Linked DNA regions of Homo sapiens: region 1 is linked to region 2. The links are chromatin contacts, found by Hi-C or POLR2A ChIA-PET in ENCODE. All regions are on one chromosome and are shown on one strand. Each heading gives the region's core, a stretch centred on a gene start or an enhancer-like site at or near the end of the contact. The rest is flanking DNA. Distances are from core to core; before and after follow the strand shown.

Region 1 (7,382 bases), core at 3,282-5,781, 66 kb after region 2:
CCACCAGCTGACGCTCAAATGATCTTTCTAAAACCCAGGATCACACCCCTTTACTGCTTAAAATCCTTCAATAACATTTACAAACTAGATTGCATGATGTCTGCAATTTGCTTCAAAATAATACTAGGAATGGCGGTGGGGAGGGGGGAGTGGGACTGGCTTGGGTTGGTGGCTGCTGAAGCTGACGGGACTGTGTGCTGGGCACACAGAGGTGCATTCTACTATTCTGTCCACATTCACATTTGTCCACAATCCAAACTTAAAAAAAAATTCTTCAATGGCTTTCCACTAATTTTCTTGGCATGGCATAAAAGCAACTGGTGGGAGAGGAGGTGGGAGGAGAGGGCAGAAAACATTTCAAGAGAAGGACCGACATGGATGGAACGAGAATACGGCTGCACCCCCACCTTCCCACTGTGCCCACATCCTAAAATGCTATCCACCCTTCACAACGTCACTCAAATCTCAGTTGATCTCCTTGCCCAACGCCTTCGATCCATTCATCCACCTCCTCCACAGATCATCCCCCAGTAGTAGTGGCAACAACAGTTACTGTTTTCTGAGCACTTACTAAATGTCAAGTACGTCATGTATGACATAAAGGCTCTTTCATGCAATAAAAGGAAGTGCTCCAACTGGCCACAGACCCATGATATCTGAGTTCGGTGAGTGGAGCACGGCTAGATAGAGCTCCCACTGGTCCCCCCAGAGCCATAAGCTGTTGTGCAGTGTACAACCTGCACAACCGCACACAGAAGTCTTAGACATCATACTAGGTGCTGGTGTTGTCCCTATTTTATATGGGAGGAAACTGAGGCCCACAGGGACTAGAACACTTGCCCATGGTCACATGGAGATGGCTGCAGTAGCTAACGCCCAGACCCATGTTCTATCTGTTACATGAGGCTCCCCCAGAAGAAGGTGTAGCATGCACTTCTGCAGATGGTAATGTCTCCTGGGCAGTTCACAGCTCTAGCGCAGAGCACAGGATCTTACCCAACTCCACGTGTGTTACTGGAGATCACTGCCAAAGCCACTGACAACACCAGACACTTGTAGGGCTTATTTCTGCTGCATGGATTATGGGAGGGTCAGCGGAAAAAGGGGCAGAGGCCTCTTTCCTTAAACGTAGCATATGAGGTGGTTTACTTGGCGCCACACAATGGGTGTAATTATAGTTCCATCACAAGCACAAAACATGGTGCTCGGCTAGGCCTGTGAAAATGGGGCCGGAATTACTTTAAAAAGGCTCTGCTGGCCTCTCCTTTCAAAAGCACAGTGGTTACAGGCTGGCTTGCAGAGGACGGCTATTGATTTCCCAAGACCTGGGAGTTAGAAGGCAGCGCAGCGTTGGCCTCCTCTCCTCCCCAGCACAGAAAGCCTTCTCCAGCCTGCTGGGCAGGCAGCCCAGGAGGAGAAAGAGGAAGAGGAGGATACAGTGAGGCCACTGTCATTAAGAGCAAACATTTACTGAGCATGTATTGGACGCCAGACCCAACCCTAAGCCCCATCCTTGTGTTAACTTATCCATACAAGGCCTGTCCATGGCTCCTTCTTAAGAAACTTATCTTCAATATCTGAAAATTCTCAGATTCTTTCATTCATTTATTCATTCATTCCACAAACATCTACTGAGCATCTACCATTTGCCAAACCCTGTTTTAAACACTATGGATACAGCAGCAAACAAGAGAGACTCTTGCCCTCATGGTTTCTATATTCTAGCTAGTGGTTCCATCTACAGATTGAGGAAATGGAGGCTCACGGAGGTTTAGTCCTAGGCAAAGCTAACACTAAAGGCCGTGGGATTGGAACCAGAGTCCTTTCTCACACCACCATGCTGGACAATCTCTCTCTGCTTTGGGTTATTTTATAAACCCTCTCCCTTTGTGAGGTTGTATTAGTCTGTTCTCATGCTGCTGACAAAGACATACCCAAGACTGGGTAATTTATAAAGAAAAAGAGGTTTAATGGACTCACAAGTTCCACATGACTGGGGAGGCCTCCCAATCTGGCAGAAGGCGAAAGGCATGTCTTATATGGCGGCAGACAAGAGAGTGAATGAGAGCCAAGAGAAAGAGGAAACCTCTCATAAAACCATCAGATCTCATGAGACTCACTACCACAAGAACAGGAGAGGGGAACAACCTCTGTGATTCAATTATCTCACACTGGGTCCCTCCCACAACATGTGGGAATTATGGGAGCTACAATTCAAGATGAGATTTAGGTGGGGACACAGCTAAACCACAGAAGAGGTCAAATGCACCTCCCTGCACAGGCCTGGAAGCACTAATTCATTTACTTATTCAGTCATTCATTCACGTTTCTTCATTCATTCAACAAACATTTATTGAGCAACGGTGTGCCAGGCACTGATCTGAGCTCTGGGCATCAGTGTGACAAGGACCCTGCCCCTGCCCCTGCCCCTGCCCTCACAGAGCTCCCTATCTCGTGGGGATCTAGGTGGTCAACGGTTCTCAGACAAAGTGGCCAGTGGCACAGCAGGAAGACTACGGTCCCTGGGAACAGGAAGGGGAGGCAGCTACCCGTCCTAGGGCTTGTGATACTAAGCTGAGGCCAAAGGCAGGAAGAGGTCAGCTGGCAGGAGGCATGAGAACAGGTTCACACCCAAGCCCCATCATTCATCTGCTCCCATTTCCTCGGCTATAAAGTGGGGCTCCATCGTATCGAGCAGGATTTTAAACATGGTTAAGATGTGACTTCAGAGCAGCCAGCCTGGCACAGGGCCTGGGGCAGCTTCTCTTTATCTCCGAGAATAGGTTGCTGGACACAGAAGTTATTTAGTACCGTGAAGCTAACACTAGCACACCAAGTCAGAAGTTTTCTGGAAAACATTTCACCCTGAAGTGCTGCTTTTCCATTCATTCTGCAAGGTGCTGGAAAGCACAGGCTTTCACATAAAGATGTGAATTCTGAAATTATGTGGCTCTTTGTCGTGTTCTCATGTCTTGAGAAATCAGTGGAGGCTGGTGTGCGTTTTTAATCATATTCCCTTCGAAGTAGCACACAGAGACCTCCTGAATATTTCAACCACGGGCTCAATAAATTATGTCCAAGTTTCAAGAGAAAGACAGTAAATGAAAGAACATTAAATTTTATGAGCATCAAAATGTTGTTTTCCTTTGAGAGTCTCTTTCTCACACCCAACAGCACTCCCGTAAAGCTGCCAAGAGCCTCCTTCAGGTAAAGGCTGGCTTGCTCCTCCCAGGAAGGGGTATGCAGCCATTCATTTGTGCCAAGCAGTAATTCATGAACACCAGCACCTGGACAGAGGGAAGACTGTGCTCAAATGTGAGCGAGCACTGTGGGGTACTGGTCTGGGGGATGAACTTGGAGCTGGACGGCCAGGATTCTGTCCCAGTCTGCCAGTAACTTGCTGGGTGACCTTGGGTAAATCATTCAACCTCTCTGGACCTCAGTTTCTGCATCTGAAAAATGGTGGCCATAGGAGCTCTTACATGATAGCGTTGTTATGAGGACTAAATGAGCCAATATACAACTCAAGCTTCGTAAAAGACACAAGATTCTGATTCTTACAGCTTTGATTGACACACAGAACTGGGCACATCCCTACAACTTCCTTAAGCCCCACAGACATTACAATGGAAAGACGAGATGGTATAGTTTAAAACAACAACATGGAATTTAAGGGCTTGAATCTGGGACCACACTTCACTGGCTGTGTCCCATGAACGGGGCAGCCATTGTTTCTACACAGCTCTGAACACCCCTAAGCCTCATGGTTTCATCAGCAACATGGAGACTGTAATCTCTTCTCTCCATGGGACACTGAAGATATGACCGAGATCTTGTATGTTAAAATGCCAAGCATACACTCTTGCCCTCAGGAGGCATGCAGCAGACATCTGTGACTTTTCTTCCCTTGCAGAGGGCAACAGGCAATAAAACTTTTTCTCTGGGTGACTCATATCCCCATGATATACGCAGTGAAGGTAAGTGCAAAAGTATCACAATGCTTCCCTGCCTAGGCCACCCCCAACAGAGTGGCTCATCAAATGTGATCTTCTTCTGTTTTCTATTCAACAGTCAGCATTACAAGACCACATCTACCTCCCAGAATCTGGGAGAGGTAAAAGAGTTCACGTTCTCAGCAGCATCTATGAAGCTGGGGTCTCAAGCCTAAATTTCTTTACTTCCTGGCACGAAGCACTGTGCTGGAAATGACCTGGCAGCTACGGAGTCACTAGCCCACAGCTGCTCTAATCCCTACAATGGGAATGTCATGAAGACAACAAGTGGGTCCTTGTGGCAGAGATACTGGTGCTCACCATGCACCCTACCTGCTCCCCAAGCTTCCCAGCCCCCTCTGCACAACAGGGCACAAGCTTCTGACTTAGGGCCAACGAGTTCCAGGTGGAAGTGACAAATGTTTCTTCTGAGTCATAGCATAGGACTGCTGGCGTGTGACCCTGCACCATCCCTTCCCTGTAACACTAAGTGAGAAAGCCATGGTGTGGCCACAAGATGGGAGCCTCTGTCCACCTAGATTTCTGAGTCATTATGTGGAGCAGAACAGTCCCACTGTTGCCCTTGGGCAACCCATGTTGGACACATACGAACAGGAAATAAGCTTTTATTTTGTTAAAGACCGAGATTGAGGATCATTTGTTACTGTGGCAGAACCAATCCTATTCTGACATGTGTCAACTTGACAACCCTGTATCTTCCTAGCTCTCTCACAATGGGCCTGAAAGTCTGAGGAAAGGCACAGAGGCCAAAGACATTTGTTAAAGGCAGCTTTGCAACAGCCACAGGAAGTAGGTATCATGATATCCTTTTACCCAAGAAGAAACTGGTCTCAGACACATTAAATCATTTGTTCAAGGTCATACAAATCACAAGTGGTGAAGTCAGAATTTGAACCCAGGTCTATCCATCACAAGACTTGTATTCTGTCTGCTATATGGGCCCAGGCAGTACTTTCTAATGAGTTTGTCTGTGAAAGCCCCAAATACAATTCAAATCTCTCCTTGGGCTCCAATAATAATAGTAACCATAGGTTGGATGCGTTCCACAGGCCAGACACTCTTCTTGGTCCTTTATCAATATTCCTTCACTGTAATCATCACGTCTCTTCAAGGCATTATGCCCATTCTACAGGTAAGGAAATAGGGGCTTAGAAGAGACTGTAGGATGAGTTCTCATAACCTCATGGTGAAGTAAATAGAGGAAAGATGCCAGTGGTGACAGACAAAGGATAGGGGCCCCTTTAGTGGATGGAAGGCAAAGACTCCACGTAAAAGGCTATAAAGCGGGACACTGAGGAACACTCTCCACTGGAGGATCTCAGACCTTCAAGAACCCACAAAGATGCTTCAATGCCCAAGATACCACATGCTCCGGGTGACCTAATCAGACTCTTAGAGATGTTTGCTGCCGGGGTTGTGAAAGAGAGACAGGGGAGATCGTCCCTTCTGGTCCCTCCCGACTGTTCTCGCAGTTCTAGCCTCTTGTCTACCTGGCCACCAGGTGCAAGTTACTGATAATAACCTCACACTGCCCCCAAGTGGTCACTCTGCTCCAGATGACTCACAGACCAACGTTTCCAGAACTCCAAACACAAATCTGTTCAATGCAAAACCATGCTCTTCCCATTCTGTCTCCCACATCCATCCATCCTTACTATTACATGCCAAGCACTGTCTAGACACTGGGGATACAACAGGGAACAAACAGATAAAAGCTCCTTCCTCCTCTGAGCTTACATCCTAGAGCTCAAGGTTAGGAATGCTTACTGACTGAGGAACATTGTCTTTATGCCCCGTTACAGAGAATAGGACTTCAAACAAAAGGTTGGGCTTCAATAGAAATTCTCCTTCCTTTGCAGAGACCAGATTCTGCATCTGAGAAATTAACCAGGATTTCTACAGCTGCATTCCATTCTAGTTAGTTTCTCCAGGGAAGGAGAAGAAGGGGAGGAGGATGGAGAAGATGACGATGATGAAAACAAAGATGAAAAAGAAAACAATTTTTGGCTAAGAAACTAAACCTGATCATTATGTCTTGGATTTAAATCTAAAAAGTGATCGTCTCCAATTCCTCATTTGATGCTAAAAGACCCTTTTTCAGTGACCCTCATGGTGAACATCTCTCTTTTTCTCTCTGCCCAAGATGAATTCCCCTCTTTTTTGGCTAATGGAATCCTGCTTTTTCTTAAGAAACCACCTCTCTTCCTAGTGATCTGGGGAAGCTGACCAAACGCCCCCACTGACTGTTGGCCACGTGCCCTGGCCCTGCCAATGAGTGTATTTCATCCTTTAGCCACAGTGACTGGTTCAGGGATGGCAGAAGACTCAAGTCAGGCCAATAAGAGTCAATTCCAAGAATCTTGTTAGAGCTACTGGGAGAGAAACCCTCTCTTCATGACAAGAATTGCTAAGCTCATAGGACATAAGCTTGGAGCTGCTAGGATCCATCACATATAGAGAAAGCCTTCCTAAGAATGAAGACCACAAAAAAGAAAGCAGAGAGCAACAGCAGGAAGAGAACATCCACATTTGCTCATCTGACCTCTGGATGCAACCCTGCCAAAGGTTACACCAATCCTTGGATGTCCAGTTTTCATCACTCAAAAAGCTTCATTTCTTGTTAAGCCCAGTTTGAGTTTTCTGTCATTTGGATTAGAGTCCTGACTCACAGAGCCACCAAGTAACTGCCCAGTTTCTGCTTCAACACCTCCACTCACAAGAAACTCACTACCCATAATCTTTTTTTTTTTTTTTTTTTTTTTTGAGACAGAATCTCACTCTGTCGCCCAGGCTGGAGTGCAATGGCACGATCTCAGGTTACCACAACCTCTGCCTCCCAGGTTCAAGAGATTCTTCTGCCTCAGCCACACAAGTAGCTGGGATTACAGGCATGCGCCACCACGCCTGGCTAATTGTTTTTATATTTTTAGTAGAGACGGGGTTTCACCATGTTGGCCAGGCTGGTCTTGAACTCCTGACCTCAGGTGATCCACCTGCCTCAGCCTCCCAAAATGCTGGAATTACAGGTGTGAGCCACCATGCCCGGCTGCCACTTATTATGAAACAGTCATGATGGCGCAGGTCTCTTTCCACTGAATTCAAAGTTGTCTGTGTGTAGTCCTAGGACAGCCCATGACGGCCACAGGTGGAACAAGTTTAACCTCTCCCTCCATGTGACACTCCTAATCTGGGGGACTCTAAGCTGCAGGGCAGCATCATGAATCCTCCATCTGGAAACACTGTTATGATTTTGGGCCATATGTTGTTAAACATGTTTCTTTCAACCTCTTTCAATCAATAAATATTCCACAAGCGCCTCCCACATGGAAGGTGGGTCTGGGGGTGGGGATGGGGTAGGGGTCTGCAGGG
Region 2 (7,667 bases), core at 3,458-5,957:
CATTAAACAGTCTGCAGCAGAGGCTGGGGCGTCCTACCCGATGGCCGGCTCTCCCACCCCTCCGCAAAGCCTCATGTAACCGCCCTTGAACTTCGGTTGCTTTCATGGAGGTCCTGTCTCCCCACCAGGTGCCAGGTACCTTAGGAAAATGCTGTCTTGCTCTTTGCAGCCCATGTAAAGCCCTTGGTGAAGGAGATGCTCCATACAGTTTTTTTGAACACGGGGACATGCCCAGAGACATTTGATTCAACAAGGGGAAAATCTTTTTCCGTTTCCTTCCAGGCTTAATTGCTTATCACAAGTCAAGTGGTTATCAGATCACAAAGGTAACATTCACAGAGTAGCTATGGCCCAAGCATTTCATATGTCATCACACACGGTCACATCCATGCTGCAAGGTGAGTGGTGTCCCGTCCCTCCTCCTTGTTCCTTTCTCTGCAGAGCGAGGCTACCTTTACCCCACACAGCCTGCCTTCTTGCTAAACTAGTGAGACTGGTGACGGTCAGCTCAATGTCAAGTTTGGCTCCCACTGGTTCTGCAGGTTTGGCACATGCTGGGCATATAGCAGAACCTTGATCAACAGCTTTGGGACGAATAAAGGCTTTATACTGGAAGGGAAATTTTAAAAATTCTTCCTATTTGGAAAGATAAAGCAGAAAGAGGACAGCAGTGACACATATGTCCAGCAGGAAGGGGAGAGCATTTTGCCTTTGGCTTTCTGTTTTCACCTACATCAGGCTTTCCTGGGAGCCCTGAGCATTCCAGGAACAGCTAGGGGTTCATGTGCTATGATCCTCAGAACGCCGGGGTGGAAAGCTCTCAAGGAGAGACACAGCAAGAACAAGGGCAAGTGCTCCCCTGGTCTGGCTTGGCCTGCAACACAGGAGCCCACACTGGCTGGGATGAAACTCACAAATCAAACAGCAAACGGCTGCCTCAGTCCACGGCCGGCTCTCCTGTCTACCTGGTATACAACAGGTGTGACAGGAAGGACCAGGTGTGAGCAAGAGAGAAATGCTTCAGCCTTAGAACGGGTCCTTCTCTCCCCTAAATTTGGAATGGTATCTGCTAAGGCAGAGGCTTCTCAGAGCCCACATCACTGCAGCTGCAGTTCCCATTTCTGTACTCGGTCCAACCATTTCATCTTTCTCTACTTAATGAATTCTTCCCTCTCTGCATAGCTACACAGGAAGCAAGCATAAAGACAGAGCTGTGGGTAAAAGAGAACTTGAGGGCCCAAGGGGTAAGCTATCTTAAGAGAGGATGAAAAGGAAGAGCTGAGAAACGCAAAGCCTGAAGTCCAAAAACATCACCATCCTCCAAACCACCTGAAGCTCATGCAGCCTGCCAAGATGCCGTGATCTATTATTAATATAAAAATAATACGCTTTCCCTGCATTACATATATAAATATGCTTAGCTGGATTAAACCTTTAAAAGTCCCCAGAGGCCAGGCACAGTGGCTTGCACCTGTAATCCCAGCACTTTGGGAGGCCCAAGTGGGAAGATCACTTGAGACCAGGAGTTACAGACCAGCCTAGGCAGCACAGTGAGACCCTGTCTCTTCAAAAATATGGGCATTGTGGTACATGCCTACAGTTCCAGATACTTAGGAGGCTGAGGCAGGAGGATTGCTTGACCTGGAAATTCAAGGCTGAAATGAGCCATGATTGTGCCACTGCACCCCAGCCTGAGTGACAAAGCGAGACCCTGTCTCCAACAAAGTAATAATAATAACCACTCAGGCTATGTGATTTTGTTCTGCAGGATGGGAGATGGGAAGAGTTCAGATACTGAACAAGTTTTCCTGGGATACCAACATTCCTCAGGCCAAGACAACACCCTGTGGCCTCTAGGAAACAGAACTTATTCTAGAAGAAAAAAACGCGGCCAGGCGCAGTGGCTCACACCTATAATCCCAGCACTTTGGGAGGTCGAGGCAGGTGGATCACGAGGTCAGAAGATCAAGACCACCCTGGCTAACACAGCGAAACCCTGTCTCTACTAAAACTACAAAAAATTAGCCAGGCGTGGTGATGGGTGCCTGTACTCCCAGCTACTCAGGAGGCTGAGGCAGGAGAATCACTTGAACCCGGGAGGTGGAGCTTGCAGTGAACCGAGATTGCGCTACTGCACTCCAGCCTGGGTGACAGAGCGAGACTCCCTCTCAGAAAAAAACAAAACAAAACAACAACAAAAAAAACGCTTTGCTGAAACAAAGCAACCCTCTTTACAAAGAAGATCTAATCGGTTCTGTTGCGCAAATGAAATATTGTACAACAGCCAGCATTTGTGGTCGCTAGACGCAAAGGCTGAAATTTATCCCACATGGAAGACTGATTCCAAATGTACTTACACTGAAGGTATTTTTCAAAGGGAAAGACCTAAGATCTCAGGTAAGTACACTGATGTATTACTTCATACCAATCTGATGGCTGTAATAGTTGAAGAAAACAAATAGGTGAGCTTTTTTAAGGCCTAACATACCTTTAGAGACACTTGAGTGGGATATTAAGACAGTGAATCTCATTGAGACCATCCTGGCTAACACGGTGAAACACCGTCTCTACTAAAAATACAAAAAAATTAGCCAGGCGTGGTGACAGGCACCTGTAGTCCCAGCTACTCGGGAGGCTGAGGCAGGAGAATGGCATGAACCCGGGAGGTGGAGCTTGCAGTGAACCAAGATTGCGCCACTTCACTCCAGCCTGGGTAACAGAGCGAGACTCCGTCTCAAAAAAAAAAAAAAAAAAAAAAAAAGACAGTGAATCTCAAACCCGTTTGGAGTCAGGGAATTTGGGGAATAAGATCAAACATCTGCAAAGGTATAAACTAGAAATTAATTAACAACAAATTTAACTCTGTCATATGGAAGTGCCAGAAAAATCAAACCAAAATGTGTGTTAACAAGAGAAAGAGAAAAACCCAGCAAAACAAGGTACTGGATTGAGTTTAATTTTGTTTTCCATTTTATTTGACACTCCTTAATCATTTTGTCTCCGGCTAGTGCCTGCCAGCAGCCACGCATCAGCACAGCCTACCGTGTAAGAAGTACTCACGGATGAAAAACTTAAAATCAGGAACTCTCCAGATATTACTTTGTCCTGAAAAGTAGTCAAATGCCGCCATTTCTTATTTTCAGTGGCATAACACACCTCAGCTCCCTCTCAGGACACAGGAACACAAACTTTTTGCAATAATTTGCATTCAACCTTGGCAATGCACAGCACTTCTTGCTAGAATCCTCTGTGCCAAATATAATTCCAGATTTTTCCACAATAGAAGTAGTGGGGGCTCTGTGACTGCACATAGCAGGGGAATTACCTTAATTTCTTTGGCATGTAGGATGACATTTTATTTCCTTTAGAAGTTTTGTTCCTGTCCCCCAGGCTGGAGTGCAATGGCGCAATCTTGGCTCACTGCAACCTCCGCCTCCCAGGTTTAAGTGAGTCTCCTGCCTCAGCCTCTCGAGTGGCTGGGATTACAGCGTGTGCCACCATGCCCAGCTAATTTTTGTATTTTTAGTAGAGATGGGGTTTCACCATGTTGACCAGGCTGGTCTTGAACTCCTGACCTCAGGTGATCCACCCGCCTTGGCTTCCCAAAGTGCTGGGATTACAGGCATGGGCCACTGCACCTGGCCGGAGGACTTTTTCAAGCAGCCACCCCGAGGCAGGTTCTGGGACCCTGACATTGCTCAAACAAGATGTCCTGAGATACTGGACGGCCACAGAAGTTATTGTGGACCAGCAACTGCTCTGACAACTTTCCAAAGCAAACCATCTCAGCCTGGCTCTTGGATGTGGAGGGCTTGCTGGATAATGTGTGCACCACAGTGGACCCAGAGAGGTCCTATGGAAAAGTCCTGGCTTGGCTGCAGGCCTGCCCTTAGCCTACCATCTCAGGGGTGTAGGTGGCTGCCCATGCAGGTGAGATCTTCGTTGAGCTGGGCCTTGCCTTTTGGAATGAGGGTGACTGTCCCAGCTGCTTCTAGTTTTTTTTTTGTTTGTTTGTTTGTTTTTTTGAGAAGGGTCCTGCTCTGCCACCCAGGCCGGAGTGGCAGTGGCATTATAACAGCTCAGTGCAATCTCAAACTCCTGGGCTCAGGCAATCCTCCTGCCTCAGCCTCCCCAGTAGCTGGGACTGTAAGTATGCACCACCATGCCCAGTTAATTTTTACATTCTTTTGGAGAGACAGGGTCTCACTGTGTTGCGTAGGCTGAAATACAGGGGCTATTCACAGATGCAATCGTAGCTCCCTGCAGGCTCAAACTGCTGGGCTCAAGCAATTCTCCTATCTCAGCCTCTGGAGCTGCTGGGACTACAGGCACATGCCATCATGCACAGCTGCTTTTAGGATTTTTAAAGAGCTTGATTCAGCCCTCCTTCAGTAACACAGAATCTCTAAAGACCAGGACCTTGTCAGAGACTGCTTTGGGGGCTGAAAAACATGTCAGTAAATGAGATGCTTCTCTGTGCCTTTGATTCTTCACCTATAAAATGGGGTAAGAGTTTCTTACCCCACAGGATGGCTACAAGGATTGAATGAGCTATTACACAACACACAAACCAGTGAGAGGTGGCTACTAATTATTATACTGGTATTTGTTAATCACAGTCTATCTGTTCCTTTATAGTGCTACCCAAATATCAATCATTCATAGAGCATCATGCTAAACTTTGGACTGTTTTCACGATTGTTTATTTAGTAGCTTTCTTTAAGCTGACTCATTTCCTTTTTACCTAAAATATATTTTAAAGGGGGACTGTACATCACCATGGTAAATGGAAAAATAGAATTCTGTGACATAACTAGGAGGCAAATGTAAAAATGAATACAGAAAAAAAAAAAACAATCTAATTAACCTTAAGCTTGTCACCTGCCAAAGGCAATGACCCCAGCCTTGCTGTTTTTCCTAAGAAAGATCAGAGGGACATGAGAGGTAAGAGAGTGACACAGAGACTTCCTCTTCCAAGGAGCTGGAAGCCATGAAGGGCTGAAAAAGCGGGGGCCCTTCTCCCCGCAGGATGTGGCCTTTCATGGCCAGTGTGGTCCTTCTAAATCCTGACTTGGCACATACACCACCATCTTGCCATCCCACACGCTAGGAGAGCTTGTTCCAAGGCAGCCGCCCTGCAGACCTCTGTGTGTGGGGTAAATGTTCCAGATCTGTGCTGTCCAGAACAGGAGCCATCAGCCACGTCTGGCTGCTCAGCATGTGAAATGTGGTGCAACTGAGGAGCCGAATCTTTCATTTTCTTTCTTTCTTTTTGAGACAGAGTCTCGCTCTGTCGCCCAGGCTTGAGTGTAGTGGCGCGATCTCAGCTCACTGCAACCTCTGCCTCCCAGGTTCAAGCGATTGTCCTGTCTCAGCCTCCCAAGTAGCTGGGATTACAGGCATGCAACAGCAACGCTCAGCTAATTTTTGTATTTTTAGTAGAGATGGGGTTTCACCATGTTGGCCAGGATGGTCTTGAACTCCTGACCTCAAGTGATCCACCCATCTCGGCCTCCCAAAGTGCTGGGATTATAGGCATGAGCCATTTTAATTGATATAAATCTCATTTTAATTAATATAAATCTCAAGAGCCACACATGGCTAGGAGCTCTGGTACAGACAGCGCAGCTCCAGTACCAGGGAGCACCGCTCTCCTGAGAAAGCTACATGTCTTGGCTCTCCAGTCGAATTTATGTTCACTTTGGGGTTATGCCCTTGGTTTCCTTCAAGGGAAATCTTAAGAAAACCAGACAGTGGCTGTCACGGGAATGTAGATGGGGATTGTCTACTCTATCCTTTTTTATTGTTTAATCTCAAATCCTGTGTGGAAATTTCTTTTACAGCTTCTTTTAAAGAATTAACATATTTTCTTATCATTAGCAACAGAATTATCCAAATAACCACATTTCCCTTTCACAATGGCTGCCAGGAAGCCCACAGGAAATTCATAAATCAATGAGTGCAACTGTGTAGAATCTCATGACACATATATATGCTTTCCGCTTTTTCCTTTTAAACCCTTAGTTTACATTTTCATTGACCCTGATGTATTTTTTTTAACCTCTCTTTTATCATTCTTTTTTAGACGTTTCTCTAGAAATTATGTCAAATCTTTTGTGGAATTAAATAGCATACTTGTTTTCTTTTTTTGAGGCAGAGTCTCATTCTTGTCACCCAGTCTGGAGTGCAATGGTGCGATCTCGGCTCACTGCAATCTCTGCCTCCTGGGTTCAAGCCGTTCTCCTGCCTCAGCCTCCCAAGTAGCTGGGATTACAGGCGCCCACCACCACGCCTGGCTAATTTGTATTTTTAGTAGAGATGGGGTTTCACTATGTTGGCCAGGCTGGTCTCAAACTACTGATCTCAGGCGATCCACCCGCCTCAGCCTCCCAAAGTGCTGGGATTACAGGCGTGAGCCACCATGCTTGGCCAGCATACTTTTTTAATTCTAAAATAAGTACTCTTCAACAGTACCAGTATTTTAAATGAGTCACCTTCTATGCAATATCATTTATATAAAGTAAAAACATGGCAATAAAGGATTTCTAAAATGCTTCCAAACACATGCTCTGATTTTGCTCTGCAGGCACCAATCAGAAGCATCATTTGCTAAAAAGAGAAAAATAATTGCATGCAAGAGACACCACTTCACACACCCCAGCATCAGGAAGGCTGCAGAAGGCCAAAGGCGTGGAGTGAAGTTGCTCCCAGCGATGCAGAGCGGCCAGGCCTGAGGCTGGCTGGAAGCAGGGCTGAACCCATGAGAGCTTCACACCGTAAAGGACGGGGAGAGAGTGGCTTCACTGCCACAGTGGCCACTGTGGAAACAATCTCCCAGGCAACGGCATATTTGCTAAGGTCCGTCTCAATTCATAGCTTTCAGGAGCTAAAAATTGCCAAGTTGCTTCATGGGGTAAACAGGGGGAAAAGTCAAAACTGAAAGGTCAAGGAAACCTCTCAAGTGATAACATGTTTTAATTTTGCTCTAAAATAGAGCTGTCTGCTGTACTTTTTTCATCCTCCAGGCTGCACCTTCCAGCTCTCTGATGACCACAATGCAGAACTTGAAGGGTCAAATAAGAAAGTTGGGTTTGTGGGGGACAAAAGGAGAAACAAAGAGAAGAGGATTTTTGAAAATCCATAATATCTAATTCTCCCTTTAAACCGGAGCTGGGAACAACATGAACACTCAAGATTCTCCTATGACTGTTGCCCAGCTGAAGGTGTCAAACTAAAACAAACTTCTCATGCCAAAGTCTAGCTCATCTGTCCCTAAGATTTCCAGTAAGATGTGCATATTATGCTTAGACCTGAGACCAAGCACAGCGGTCATTTGGGAAGGTGAGAAATGAATAGAGTGTCTACTGCAGGCCAGGTATTTCTAATCTCAAAACAGTTTTACAAGATAGATTACTGTCTCCATTTTACAGCTGAAGAAACTAAGACTCATCTAAGGTCACAGGATTTAAACCAGGGATTCCGCTTTCAAGTTCAGTGTCCTTTCTTCAACACCCCACTCTTTGGGGAAAAATATCTTAATAGACAAGAAAATTTCTTCAATAAGTCAATTTCTCACTAAGAAAAATGGCAACAAAATCCAAGGGTTTGCAGAGAGCTCATGGGGAATAAAACAAAACCTAACGACAATTATTTTAGCACAAGCAGAC

Evidence for each region. A loop is a pair of places that touch in the nucleus more often than their neighbours do. ChIA-PET counts read pairs that join two places held with the same protein, here RNA polymerase II (POLR2A). Pooled maps may share reads with other maps.
Region 1: a loop to region 2 is called in a map of endothelial cell of umbilical vein, with 6 times the contacts of the local background. The contact joins two enhancer-like sites. A Hi-C loop is called at or near these places in 5 of 168 maps with a recorded cell type or tissue (CD14-positive monocyte, HCT116, endothelial cell of umbilical vein and 2 more) and 4 of 50 pooled maps. POLR2A ChIA-PET finds 5 or more read pairs at or near these places in 3 of 52 experiments (BJ, activated T-cell and endothelial cell of umbilical vein).

The regions. Positions count from the first base shown.
Region 1 is chr16:12,338,765-12,346,146 of GRCh38, reverse strand. The region is part of intron 15 of SNX29 (sorting nexin 29); the gene reads right to left. Among named protein-coding and RNA genes, the nearest start is that of SNX29-AS2, 30 kb to the left of the region's middle. RefSeq lists an enhancer at 3,626-4,825. Within about 2 kb of position 4,531, at least 2 of the 41 ENCODE cell types and tissues checked have a DNase peak (open chromatin) inside an H3K27ac peak, as active enhancers do.
Region 2 is chr16:12,404,516-12,412,182 of GRCh38, reverse strand. The region is part of intron 18 of SNX29 (sorting nexin 29); the gene reads right to left. Among named protein-coding and RNA genes, the nearest start is that of SNX29-AS2, 36 kb to the right of the region's middle. RefSeq lists enhancers at 5,012-5,141, 6,668-6,767. Within about 2 kb of position 4,707, at least 3 of the 41 ENCODE cell types and tissues checked have a DNase peak (open chromatin) inside an H3K27ac peak, as active enhancers do.